Regions from separate parts of the Homo sapiens genome. Here region 1 is linked to region 2. The links are chromatin contacts, found by Hi-C or POLR2A ChIA-PET in ENCODE. All regions are on one chromosome and are shown on one strand. Each heading gives the region's core, a stretch centred on a gene start or an enhancer-like site at or near the end of the contact. The rest is flanking DNA. Distances are from core to core; before and after follow the strand shown.

What was found. Hi-C counts contacts between places; a loop is a spot of excess contacts on that map. ChIA-PET counts read pairs that join two places held with the same protein, here RNA polymerase II (POLR2A).
Region 1: a map with no recorded cell type shows a loop between it and region 2 (5-fold over the local background). The contact joins two enhancer-like sites. A Hi-C loop is called at or near these places in 1 of 37 single-sample maps with no recorded cell type. POLR2A ChIA-PET finds 5 or more read pairs at or near these places in 1 of 52 experiments (AG04449).

What each region holds. Positions count from the first base shown.
Region 1 is chr3:47,488,315-47,494,415 of GRCh38, forward strand. No RefSeq gene overlaps it. Among named protein-coding and RNA genes, the nearest start is that of SCAP, 15 kb to the left of the region's middle. RefSeq lists enhancers at 1-400, 401-900. Within about 2 kb of position 3,622, at least 2 of the 41 ENCODE cell types and tissues checked have a DNase peak (open chromatin) inside an H3K27ac peak, as active enhancers do.
Region 2 is chr3:46,926,822-46,933,704 of GRCh38, forward strand. The region is part of intron 2 of CCDC12 (coiled-coil domain containing 12); the gene reads right to left. Among named protein-coding and RNA genes, the nearest start is that of CCDC12, 46 kb to the right of the region's middle. RefSeq lists enhancers at 405-784, 3,784-4,299, 3,806-3,855, 4,300-4,815, 5,006-5,115. Within about 2 kb of position 2,675, at least 22 of the 41 ENCODE cell types and tissues checked have a DNase peak (open chromatin) inside an H3K27ac peak, as active enhancers do.

The sequences.
Region 1 (6,101 bases), core at 2,372-4,871, 560 kb after region 2:
TCTGCCCGCCTCGGCCTCCCAAAGTGCTGGGATTACAGGCACACGCCACTGTGCCCAGCCCTCACTGTGGTTTTAATTTGTACTTCCCTAATAATGTTGAGCACTTATATACGCATGTTAGCCATTCCGATGTCTGCTTTGATGTCTATTCCAATATTCCGCCTTTTTTTTTTTTTTTAAAGAGACAGGGTCTCAGCCAAGCACGGTGACTCATGCCTGTAATCCCAACACTTTGGGAGGCCAAGGCAGGTGGATCATTTGAGGCCGGGAGTTCGAGACCAGCCTGGCCAACATGGTGAAATCCCATCTCTACTAAAAATACGAAAATTAGCTGGGCATGGTGGTGCATGCCTGTAGTCCCAGCTACGTGGCAGGCTGAGGCAGGAGACCTGCTTGAACCTGGGGGGCAGAGCTTGCAGTGAGCTGAGATTGTGCTGCACTTCAGCATGGGTGACAAAGCAAGACTGTCTCAAAAAAATAGGACAGCATCTCACTGCATCACCCAGGCTGGAGTGCAGTAGTGCAATAATTGCTCACTGACTGTTGCCTTAACTTCCTGGGTGCAAGCAATCCTCCCACTTTAGCCTCCTGAGTAGCTTGGACTATAGCCATGCACCACCACACCCAGGTATTTTTTTTTTTTTTTTGAGACGGAGTCTTGCTCTGTTGCCCAGGCTGGAGTGTAGTGGCGCAATATCAGCTCACTGCAAGCTCTGCCTCCTGGGTTCATGCCATTCTCCTGCCTCGGCCTCCTGAGTAGCTGGGACTACAGGCGCCCGCCACCGAGCCCGGCCAATTTTTTTTGTATTTTTTAGTAGAGATGGGGTTTCACCTTGTTAGCCAGGATGGTCTCGATCTCCTGACCTCGTGGTCTGCCTGCCTCGGCCTCCCAAAGTGTTGGGATTACAGGCGTGAGCCACTGCGCCTGGCCACACACAGGTATTTTTTTTTAAATTTTTTGTAGAGACATGATTTCACTATGTTGTCCATGCTGGTCTTGACCTCCTGGCCTCAAGGAATTCTCCTGCCTCGACCTCCCAAAGTGCTATGATTACAGGCATGAGCCACCATGCCCAGCTTGCTGCCCATTTTTTAACTGGATTATGTGTCTTCTTCTTCTTCTTTTTTTTGACATGGAGTCTCACTCTGTCACCTAGGCTGGAGTGCAATGGCGTGATCTCGGCTCACTGCAACCTCCACCTCCTGGGTTCAAGTGATTCTCCTGCCTCAGCCTCCCAAGTAGCTGGGATTATAGGTGCGCACCACCACACCCAGCTAATTTTTGTATTTTTAGTAGAGATGGGGTTTTACCATGTTGATCAGGCTGGTCTTGAACTCCTAACCTAGTGATCCACCCGTCTCAGCCTCCCAAAGTGCTGGGATTACAGAAATGAGCCACTGTGCCCGGCAAGTGTCTTCTTTCTTTTATTCTTTCTTCCCCCTGCCCTCCTCTTCCCCCCCTCCCCCCACCCCTTTCTTTCTTTCTTTCTGTTTTTGAGACAGAGTCTCGCTCTGTTGCCCAGGCTAGAGTGCAGTGGCAGTCTCGGCTCACAGCAACCTGCATCTCCTGGGTTCAAGCAATTCCCCTGCCTCAGCCTCCTGAGTAGCTGGGACTATAGGCGTGTGCCACCATGCCCTAACTTTTGTATTTTTAGTAGAGACGGGGTTTCACTATGTTGGCCAGGCTCGTCTCAAGCTTGTGACCTTGTGATCCACCCATCTTGGCCTCTCAAAGTGCTGGGATTATAGGCGTGAGCCACCACATCCAGCAAGTGTCTTCTTCTTATTCAGTTGTTAAGAGTTCCTTCCATATTCTGGATACAAGTCTCTTATTATAAATATGAACGCAAAATTTTTTTCAGGAAAACAAGTAGAATGAATAACTATTTCAGAAAAGGACTATTAAAACTGATATCACGAAGTGACCGGAAATAAAGACCAATAATAAAGAAAAAAATTTTAGATACTCTCCAAAAATGTTATTTTCTTGGCTGGGCGCGGTGGCTCACGCCTGTAATCCCAGCACTTTGGGAGGCCAAGGCGGGCGGATCACGAGGTCAGGAGATCGAGACCATCCTGGCTAACACAGTGAAACCCCGTCTCTACTAAAAATACAAAAAATTAGCCAGGCGTGGTGGCGGGCGCCTGTAGTCCCAGCTACTCGGGAGGCTGAGGCAGGAGAATGGCATGAACCCGGGAGGCAGAGCCTGCAGTGAGCCGAGATCGCACCACTGCACTCAAGCCTGGGTGACAGAGCGACACTGTCAGAAAGAAAAGAAAGAGAAGAGAAGAGAAGAGAAGAGAAGAGAAGAGAAGAGAAGAGAAGAGAAGAGAAAAGAAAGGTGGGGGGAGGGGAGAGAAAAAGAAAAGTTACTTTCTTTTTTTTTTTTTTTTTGAGTGGCTGAGATGACAGGCATGCACTACCACACCTAGATAATTCGTGTATTTTTAGTAGAGACAGGGTTTTGCCATGTTGATGAGGCTGGTCTTGAACTCCTGGCCTCACGTGATCCACCTGTCTTACCCTCCCAAAGTGCTGGGATTACAGTCATGAGCCACTGCACCTGGCCTACAAATTTTAAATGAGTTGAAATGTTATCCATATTTTAAAAATTATTTTACACTAGAAAGCACAGAATAGCAACTTCATTCCAGTGAGAAAGAAAAACATATTTTTGAGTCCTGAAGAATTAAGACACCATCAGAGATGAAACAGGAACATTACAAGGTCTTGTTCAAATAGCACTGCCCCCATAAATTCTTCCCCAATTTTCTGTGCCCGCAACAAAAAAGAAAAAAAAAATTAGGGGGAAATAATTGTTCTTTCCTATGAACATCAGCCTCATGTTAGTAGAATATTTTTATGGCCCATATCACACCTTATGATCCTGTTTTTCTACCCCTGTATTAGTCCATTCCCACACTGCTATAAAGAAATACCTGAGGCTGGGTAATTTATAAAGAAAAGAGGTTGAATTTGCTCACAGTTCTGCAGGCTGTATAGGAAGCATGGCAGCATCTGCTTCTGGGGAGGCCTCAAGGGAGCTTTCACTCGTGGTGGAAGGCAAAGCAGGAGCAGGTGTCGTATATGGCAGGAGCAGGACCAAGATGGGGTCTGGGGTGGCGGTGGGTAAGTGCTACACACTTTTAAACAAAAGATCTCATGAGAACTCAGGACAGTACCAAGAGGGAAATCCACCCCTGTGATCCAATCAGCTCTCAGCAGGCCCCATCTCCAACAGTGGGAATTAATTTCCACATGAGATTTGGGCAGGGACACAGACCCAAACTATATCAACCTCTCATTAGGCTACAGCAGTCTTTAGGATTGTTTTGGTTTTTGGTTTCAGGGTTTTTGTTTGTTTGTTTGTTTGTTTTTTTGAGATGGAGTCTAGCTCTGTCGCCCAGGCTGGAGTGCAGTGGTGTGATCTCGGCTCACTGCAAGCTCCACCTCAGCATCCCGAGTAGCTGGGACTACAGGCGCCTGCAAGCACTCCTGGCTAATTTTTTGTATTTTTAGTAGAGACGAGGTTTCATCATGTTAGCCAGAATGGTCTTGATCTCCTGACCTCGTGATTTGCCTGCCTCGGCCCCCCGAAGTGCTGGGATTACAGGCGTAAGCCACCACGCCCGGCCGGTTTTGGGTTTTTTTTGAGACAGTTTCGCTCTGCCATTCAGCTTCGAGTGCAGTGGCTTGATCATAGCTCACTGCAGGCTTGAACTCCTGAGCTCAAACAGTCCTCCCACCATAGCCTTCCGAGTGGCTGGGACCACACCACCATGCCCAGCTTTTTGTTGTTGTTGTTCAAGACAGGGTCTTGCTATTTTGCCCAGGCTGGCCTCCAAACTCCTGGCCTCAAGCAATCCTCCCACCTCAGCATCCCAAAGCGCTGAGGTTACAGGTATGAGCTACCATGCCCAGCCTTTAGGATTGTTTTTATCTTTATAACCCTTTTTATAAAACAGATCTTCTGGCTGGGCACGGTGGCTCACACCTGTAATCCCAGCACTTTGGGAGGCCGAGGCAGGCGAATCACGAGGTCAGCAGATCAAGACCATCCTGGCTAACATGGTGAAACCCCGTCTCTACTAAAAATACAAAAACTTAGCTGGGCGTGGTGGCAGGCACCTGTAGTCCCAGCTACTCGGGAGGCTGAAGTAGAAGAATCGCTTGAACCCGGGAGGTGGAGGTTGCAGTGAGCCAAGATTGCGCCACTGCACTCCAGCCTGGGCAACAGGGCAAGACTCTGTCTCAAAATAAATAAATAAATAAAAATAAAATCCTGGACTCAAGTGATCTGCCTGCCTCAGCCTCCCAAAGTGCTGGGATTACAGGCATGAGCCACCATGCCCGACCAACACCAGGTTTTAATTGATAAGTAAGCAAGGATAAGGAACAGATTCTGTACACACGGAAAAATACAGAGAAAATTATATGCTAGTGATTAAAGAAATGTCCATTTCACACTAGAATCATTTTTATGGACCATATCACACCTTATGATCCTGTTTTTCTACCCCTGTATTAGTCCATTCTCACACAACCACCACTATTAAATTAATTAAAAATAAGTTAAACCCAAAGTTGACAGAGCAAAATCTCTGCATCATTGTCAACTGGCTCCATCATTCTGAAGAACAACCTGATAATGTGCCAGGGCCAGTTTCTGCTGTAATTCAATAATTCCATTAGAGGGTATGGACTAAAATGTCATCACCCCTCACTTCTCACAGGCCCCTGTGCTGGTTTATTTATAGCACTTATTGTGGTCTAAGTTAAATATGTCCTTTGTCGATTCTGTTGATTGCCTGTCTTCTCTTCCAGAACGTAAGTTCTATGAGCTCTGCCAGTGACCTGGTTTGTCAGGTTCTAAACAAACAAGTACTTATCCCCACCCGCAATAGGTAGAGTATATAAAATTTATAACAGCATAATTGATAACTGTAAAAACCAGAATCTACATGCCCAGAGGATAACTAAACAAACTAGAATATAATGATAGCATAAAATGCTGAATAGCTTTTTTTTTTGAGACTGAGTTTTGCTCTTGTTGCCCAGGCTAGAGCACAATGGTGCATTCTCGGCTCACTGCAACCTCCGCCTCCTGGGTTCAAGTGATTCTCCTGCCTCAGCCTCCCAAGTAGCTGGGATTACAGGTGCCCACCACCACGCCCAGCTAATTTTTGTATTTTTAGTAGAGATAGGGTTTCACCATATTGGCCAGGCTGCTCTTGAACTCCTGACCTCAGGTGATCCACCCGCCTTGGCTTCCCAAAGTACTGGGATTACAGGCGTGAGCCACTGTGCCCCGCCCTCAATAGCTATTAAACATAAAATATTTAAGGGGAGGCTGAGACGGGAGGATCTCTTGAGCCCAGGAGTTCAAGACTACCCTGGGCAGCAAAGTGACACCCCGTTTCTACAAAAAAATTAAAAACAGCCAGGCATGGTGGTGGGCACCTGTAGTACCAGCTACTCAGAATGCTGAGGTAGGGGAGGATCACTTGGAATTCACGTGAACTAAGAAGTGCCACACTGCACTCCAGCCTAGGCAACAGAGAGAACCTGTCTCAAAAAAAATAGTGAAAACATCTATAAACTAAGTGAAGAAACATGATAGCAACATTTATGTCATGTAAAAAATGGTGCCTTGCCCATTCAAAATCGTAGCTCAAACGAAGTTTGCATAAATAATGAAGTCTTAGTCAAAGAATCATTAGATTCTTTAATAACTACTTTCTCTTAATTGCACTCATAACTTTCAAATATTCTATCAGGTCTACAGTATTTTGAGAATAAAAGCAGCTTACTGTTTCAGACGGATAACATACACAATGGTATGATTTGAAGAGAAGTGTGATAAATTTTTCCTAAAGACTAAAAATCCAAAAAGTTAAAATTAAACAACAGATATGAGCTGGGCGTGGTGACACGCACCTGTAATCCCAGCTACTTGGGAGACTGAAGTGGGAAGAGCCCTTGAGCCCAGAGAGTCGAGGCTGCAGTGAGCTATAACCACACCACTGCAGTCCAGCCTGAGCAACAGAGAGAGACCATGTCTCAAAACAAAGAAAAGAGGCTGGGCATGGTGACTCATGCC
Region 2 (6,883 bases), core at 1,425-3,924:
GGGCCTCTAAGGCAGGAAACAATTTCCCAACAGGCCTCCCACAGTCTGCCATCTCCCAAGCCCTCTGTCTGGACCAGGTAAAAGTGCTGCTGACTTCCTCAGGCCCTGCAAAAGCAAGCTTTCCCAGAGGCAGGGGTGTCTGTGGCTACACAGCTAGCAAGCGGCAGTGCTTTGGACTCAGGGGCTTTCAGATGCTATTCACTCTCCTATTTAAGGGCTCCACCTGCTTCCTGCCCCCAGCTTACTTACCATCTCCTTCCTTCCTGCCAGGGCCCCTGAGCCTGGAGCCTTGGGGCTGGGCTGAACCACTGCGGGCGATGGGGCAGTACCAGCATAGCCTGTGTGGAGGAAGCCCACCTGCACTCCCAGAAGGCCCAGAGATACCCCACCCCGTCCCCCATCCTTGAACACCTGCCTCGGGCCTGGAGGTACATGTCAGGTCACAGAGGTACAGGGAGACAAAGTGGGGCATGACTGGGTGCAAAGGCTTTCGTTCACAACAGGGTGGGGAGAAATGAGGAAGAGAAACTGGGTGTGGGAAGAAAACTGCAGGGATTAGTAAGAAAAAAAACTGTCGCTTTCAGAAACGGTCTCCAGGGTTCTGTGAGAAATCAGAAGGAGAGAGGAGAGGCCACAGGGAACTGTACCCAGAACTCACAGCAGCAACACGCACCCATGCCTCCAGACCCACCCACTGCCCGAGGCTTCAGAAGGCCAACTGGAGGAGTGAACCAGAAGCAAGAGGCGGGAGCAGAGCCTTGCGCCCACTGTGCCCTGCCACCCCCAGAGCGGAGCACTGGCCAAGCAGCCAAGAACATCTAGATCCCGACCACCATGGGAAGGTCTCATTCTGGGCCTCAGTTTCCACATTTAGAAACATTACGGCTGTGCTGGGTGCATCCAGCTCTATCAAGCTGGGTCCACGCCCTCCCCAGACTCACTCTTGGAGGGTTAATCTGATGTGCAGCCACTGTTGTGTGATCGCGTGAAAATGGTGCAGTCTCTGACCTCCAGTCCCCTTAGCGTGGAGAGCTAAGAGACTTCCCCTCCCTAATGCCCACTTAACTGCCCACCCCCGGAATTCCACCACTACCAAAGGACAGGAGTCTCTGGGAGAGGTCAAGGAGCATGGGGGGGTTCAGCTTGGGGACCTGGCCTTTCCAACACAGGCCCAAGATTTAACCTCCCTTATAAAAGCAGGTGGATCACTTTAGGTCAGGAGTTTGAGCCCAGCCTGGCCAACAGGGCGAAACCCGGTCTCTACTAAAAATACAAAAATTAGGTGGGTATGGTGCCACATGCCTGTAATCTCAGCTATTCAGGAGGCTGAAGCAGGAGAATCGCTTGAACTGAGGAGGCAGAGGTTGCAGTGAGCTGAGATCGCACCACTGCACTCCAGCCTAGGCTGCAGACTGTCTCAAAAAAAAAAAATGTATATATATGTATTTTAAATGGCTTTAGAGAAGTACCAAGACAGCAAGGATTTCAGGGGCTGCAATCATGGAGATAAGGGAAGTACAACAAAGTGAGCCTGACATCACGTCCCTCTTTCCCCTTAAAGCATGTCTATTTACATGCAGCAGCTGAAAAGCTGAGAGACTGAGCAGAGCTTCCCATTAGGTTGATGCAAAAATAACTGTGGTTTTTGCCATTGAACATAGTGGCAGAAACCACAATTACTTTTGCACCAACCTCATATAATCTCATGGGCCTGGAGAGAAAAAAAAAAGTGTGTTTAAGCAGAAACTAAAACAGACTACTGACTTCTCAACTGCAACTATGGAAACCATAAGACCATGAAATGGTATCTCAGAAGTGTGGACAAAATAAATGTCACACAAAATTCTAAATCTAGTTAAGAAGCCTTCAAGAGAAAGACTTTTTCAGACAAAGAAAGGTTAGGAGAATCAGTTATCAGTGAATCCGTTATTCAAGAAATACTAAAAGGAATACTTTAGGCTAGAGGAAAATGATCTCAGACGGAAACATGGAATTGCAGGGAAAAAATAAAATGCCTCAGAAAGGGTAAATACAATGGCTTGTGTCTGTAATCCCAGCTACTTCGGAGGCTAAGGCAAGAGGATTGCTTGAGCCAGGCGTTCAAGGCTGCAGAGAGCTATGATCACACTCTGCACTCCAGCCTAGGTGACAAAGCAAGACCCTGTCTCAAAAAAAAAGCAGGGGGAAAAGAGAATTTAAATGAATATTGACTGTATAAAAGAGTAATAACAACTTATAGTATTTAAAATATAGCAACAATAGTGTAAAAGGCAGAGTGGCAAATAGCCTTAAAGTGTTCTAAGGTCCTAAGCACTGTAGAGGAAATGGTAAAAATACTACTATTTTCTATTAGACTTTGATAAGTTAAGGATGTATGTTGTTATGCCTGTGGAAATCACTAAAAGAAAGGGAAAACAGCATACAATTAACAAGTTAACAGAGGAAGAAAGTGGAATAATTAAAAACAAAAAAATCCAAAAGGAGACAAGAATGGAGATAAAAAAGGAAAGTCAAGAAACAAATAGTAGGACAACAGGTTCACACACAAAGCAGGTCCAGGCTGCTATCCTAGGAGCTCCCATAGCCTTACAGTGTCCGGGGCCACCACAGCTCTTGGAGACTGGGCAGGGTGTGACGAGATGGTGCCAGCCAGAGCAGTAGGGCAGGCCAACACCTAACACCTTGTCAGCTGGCCAGGAAATACTGAAGCAGCCTGCACTCACCAGCAGTCACTGGCATCTGGAAGCCACCTTTCTGAGGACAACTGGAGCCAAACAATGGTTCTGCCACCCCCATTTTAGAATGAGGAAGTTGCTAAGGGGAGAAGGTACTAGCTCTAGCTAAAAGAAAAGAAATAAAAACAACAAAAATGTTGACAGTGGTTATCTCTAGGACTGACTTTTTTTCAAGAGATGGGGGTCTTGGCTGGGCATGGTGGCTCACACCTGTAATTCCAACACTTTGGGAGGCCGAGGCGGGTGGATCACCTGAGGTCAGGAGTTCAAGAACAGTCTGGCCAACCAACATGGTGAAACCCCATCTCTACTAAAAAAACAAAAATTAGCCAGATGTGGTGGCGGGTGCCTGTAATCCCAGCTACTCAGGAGGCTGAGGCAGGAGAATCACTTGAACCTGGGAGGCAGAGGTTGCAGTGAGCCGAGATGGTGCCACTGCACTCCAGCCTGGGCGAGAACAGCAAGACCCCATCTCAAAAAAAAAAAAAAAAAAAAAAAAAAGAGATGGGGGTCTCCCTATGTTGCTCAGGCTGGACTTGATCTCCTGGGCTTAAGCAATCCTCCTGTCTCAGCCTCCTGAATAGCTGGGACTACAGGCATGAGCCACCATGTCCAGCTCTGAGTGATTTTTACTTGCTTCTCTGATTTTCTGTAGTTTCCGGAATTTCTAATCAGTATTCTTCCTACACAGAAACAACCAACGAAGTACTCAAAAACATAAAGAGGAAACAGGCAGAGGGGCCATAAGGCAGCAGAAGACTGTGGCAGGGTTCTGAGTCAGGCAGCACCAGCACCTCAGCTCTGCTGGTGGCCAGTCTCTGTGGCTTAGGGCCAGGCTGTCCCCTAGCCAAAGGGAAGCAGAGACCAAGCCATGCTTTTTTGGGGCTTTCTGCCCCCAGAGTCTATGGGAAGGAGGGCAGCCCAGAAAGCCCAATGGCTTCTAAGACACTATCCTTTGCACCAAATGCCCTAGGCCACCCAAAGTCCACCCTATACCGGCAGCCAGTGTCTGGGTGGAGCTTTGCTGTCTCTCCACAGGAGCAGACACATCAGCCACCTCAGTGCCTCCACTGGCCCTCCCTCTGACTCAGGGACCCCAGTGTCCCCAAAACAAGTCTAAGCTTCTTCACGTGGTCCTGGCCCCACAGCCTGCTCACCCCCTCAGCTACACACTTCCCCGTCCATCACGCTTAAAGAGCCAGCTCCAGGAGGTGGCCCTGTGGGCCCCTCCCAGTGTCCCTACTCACCCTGAGGCACAGTAACCGCCCTTCTCCTGGGCCCCCTTTGCCCCACTTGCCTCTCTACCCTCTCCACAGCAGGCCCCACTCCATGCACGTGGCCCTGTGTCGGCTGCATGTCTGTCTTTCACAGCCTGCCCTAAATGCACCAGGCAGCTCCAGGAGGGGCTCAGCATACATTGCCTCAAGCTGGATAAAGGAATTCAGAAGGCACTCAAGAAAGAGCTTTATGGGTAGCCTGGGGCTCTCTGAGCCTTTCAATGACTTGAGAAGACATTTGGAAGCAAAGAAGTTGTGCCCAGCAGAGAGGGCAGGAATGTGGCTGGGCCGGGGCAGCCAACCCCTAAGCAACTTCTTTGTGGCAAAGCAACAGGGAATGCCAAGTTTGCATTCCATAGAGTTTCCTTCTAAAATGGGTAGCTGACCTTTTCTATTTACTTTACTCTGCTTCAGGCCAGCTGCAGGAGCCCGGGACATGGGCTGGCCAGGGAGGTTCAGGGGAAATCACCCCTAGGGTGCTTTTTCACATGTGCCAATGAGAGGAAGCAGGTGGAGAAAGTTGATGTTCTCTGTCAAGTATAGAACCAGAGTAGAGTTCTAGAATGGCGAAATGAAAGGAAGCTTTGAGATTATGAATCTGATCCAACCCCATCACTGGCAAACTGGCCTCAAAGCCTACACTGCTCATGGGGGTTTCATGGCCCCTGGTCCACTTCACTCACTCATGCTACCAGGCTTATCCTTTGGGGCGCTAGCCTCCCTTCTCATCCCTTATATCTTGAGGCTACTCCACATTCACCTGCTGCCCTGGGCCCCTGGAGGGAGGCAGAGAGGATAAGGACAGGACAGTCCCACATGGCCTGTTCCCTGAGAACAAGGTCCTCCACCTGGCCACCCTGGTCCCTCCTGGCCATACAGGCCCCATCAAGGGCCAGAGAGAGAACTGCTGTGAGGCACTCCTCCTAGTAACAGACCACAGGGAAGGCCACGCCCAGGATGCGCCTGCAGGCCTTGCAGAGGCCACCACTGACCAGAGAGACTGGCAACTTTGATCAAAGAACACTTTCATTTTTAATATTCAGAGTACAGAGACACTGGAGCTCTGCCAGGAAAACACACTCATGACACTCAGACATGCCCCTAATAATCCTCTGTTTGCTTTAGGCTCTGCACATAGAGACCTACCCCTTGTCCCCAATATAAATAACAAGGCTTCAGTTGCTGCTGCCAGAGGCCAGACTCGACAGAAGCATGAAAATGAGGGGAGAGGCAACTACCCCAAATGAGGTACACAACTGCTCTAGAGGCTGATCTGGTCTTTCTTTCAAGGGCCATTAAAATGTTCAAACTCCCTGACCCGGTAACCCTGCTCTGGGGAAATTATTCCATAGAAATAGTAACAAGACAGGAGCAAGCAAAACAAAGCATTCTATATACGCACGATCCTGGCAGCATAATTCATAATAGCTACAACACCTCTGGGATCTCTTCTGGCAGAGTGCCCTAGAGTGGCCTAAAGTACCACCAGGCTATGAGGGCAAAGGACAATTTAGTACAGGGATGTTTTTGTTTGGTGGTTGATATTTTTCTTTAGAACACTCAATGGCTGGCTTTGCAGCAAATGAGACTTTTAAAGAGCCCAGTGGCTTCCCCACTCGTGGGCAGAGGAGACTGTCCTCCAGCTGTCACCCAGCAAGGCAACTGTGGCCCCAGCCTGAAGAACGGGTACAGTGTAAGGCAATAAAACCTCCCTTCCCTTCTCTTATCCAGCCCACCCCAAGCCTCCTGTCCTTCTGGCCACACAAAGAGGACAAGGTCTATTGGAGCACATGACACAAGAAGTGACCATGGGCAGGACAGGGCCACATCACAGCCTCAGGGGGTGGACAGGCCTCCAAGCAAGTCCTGGCAAATGCGTCCTCAGCGGGTTTCAGAAAAAGGAGTGGGAGCGCCTTTGTGCCCCCACCTGAAACCACAGGCCAGAAAGCATGAGATAATGCACCCTCCCCAGTAGGGGCAGCCTCCACACATGGCCTCTCAGAGGCCACCTCTCGAGACCACCCTTCCACAGAGGAAGAGGGTGTCACTGACATTTTCTCAATGTGGAAAACAGTCCAGAAAGACTATCCAAGGTGCCAGAGTTGAAGGAAGAGCCGGAGGCAGAATCCACACCCTGCTCTCTGGCCTAGGGGTGGACCCCACACCAGCTTCCTGCATCTGGCTCCTCAGGGACCAGCAACTGCAGTAGAGAAGCTACCTGACACAGTGACTGGGGCCTGGCCAGGGCTGCAGGTGGCTGTGCCAGGGCTCTGAGTGCTCAAGTGTTCCTCAAAGGAAAAACTCCTGCAGCCTACCCCACAGTGGAGTTCAGCCTACAGCATTATCCTGGAAACTCCCTCCCTCAACGGGAGCCCAGCCTCTCAGCTCTCCCCACTGCCAGGAGAAGCCTTCCTCAGCCCTAAAAATTACAATTTTAGGTCACAGGTCTTAGAGGCAGAAGGAGCTTCAGAAGTAGTACAGTCAAGCCCTTGCCTTAAAAACAAGGAGGCCGGAGAAGCCAGAGCTGGCTGGGGATGAGATCTGTATGGGAGCCCCCACCAAGACAGATCAACAGCTATGGCCACGTGTTGGCACCAAGGCCTACCCAAAGGCCCCTGAGGGATGGCTTATAAGCAGCCAACGGCTGTTCCAGGCAATGACCAGGGCTGAGTGTTAGTTAAATGAGGCCCCTGCCCTGCTGGAGCTGCCATCGCATCTGCATCATGCGGTCTGCACCCACTCTCATCCCAGACGCTGCAGAACCTAACCAAGGTGCTCTACACTGACAAGTTTGAACTTTGCACCCATCCCACCTGAAAGCCCATAGCTAGTGGGTACTTAAGGCGTTAGAAAAAACTGGTCTGCCAAAAG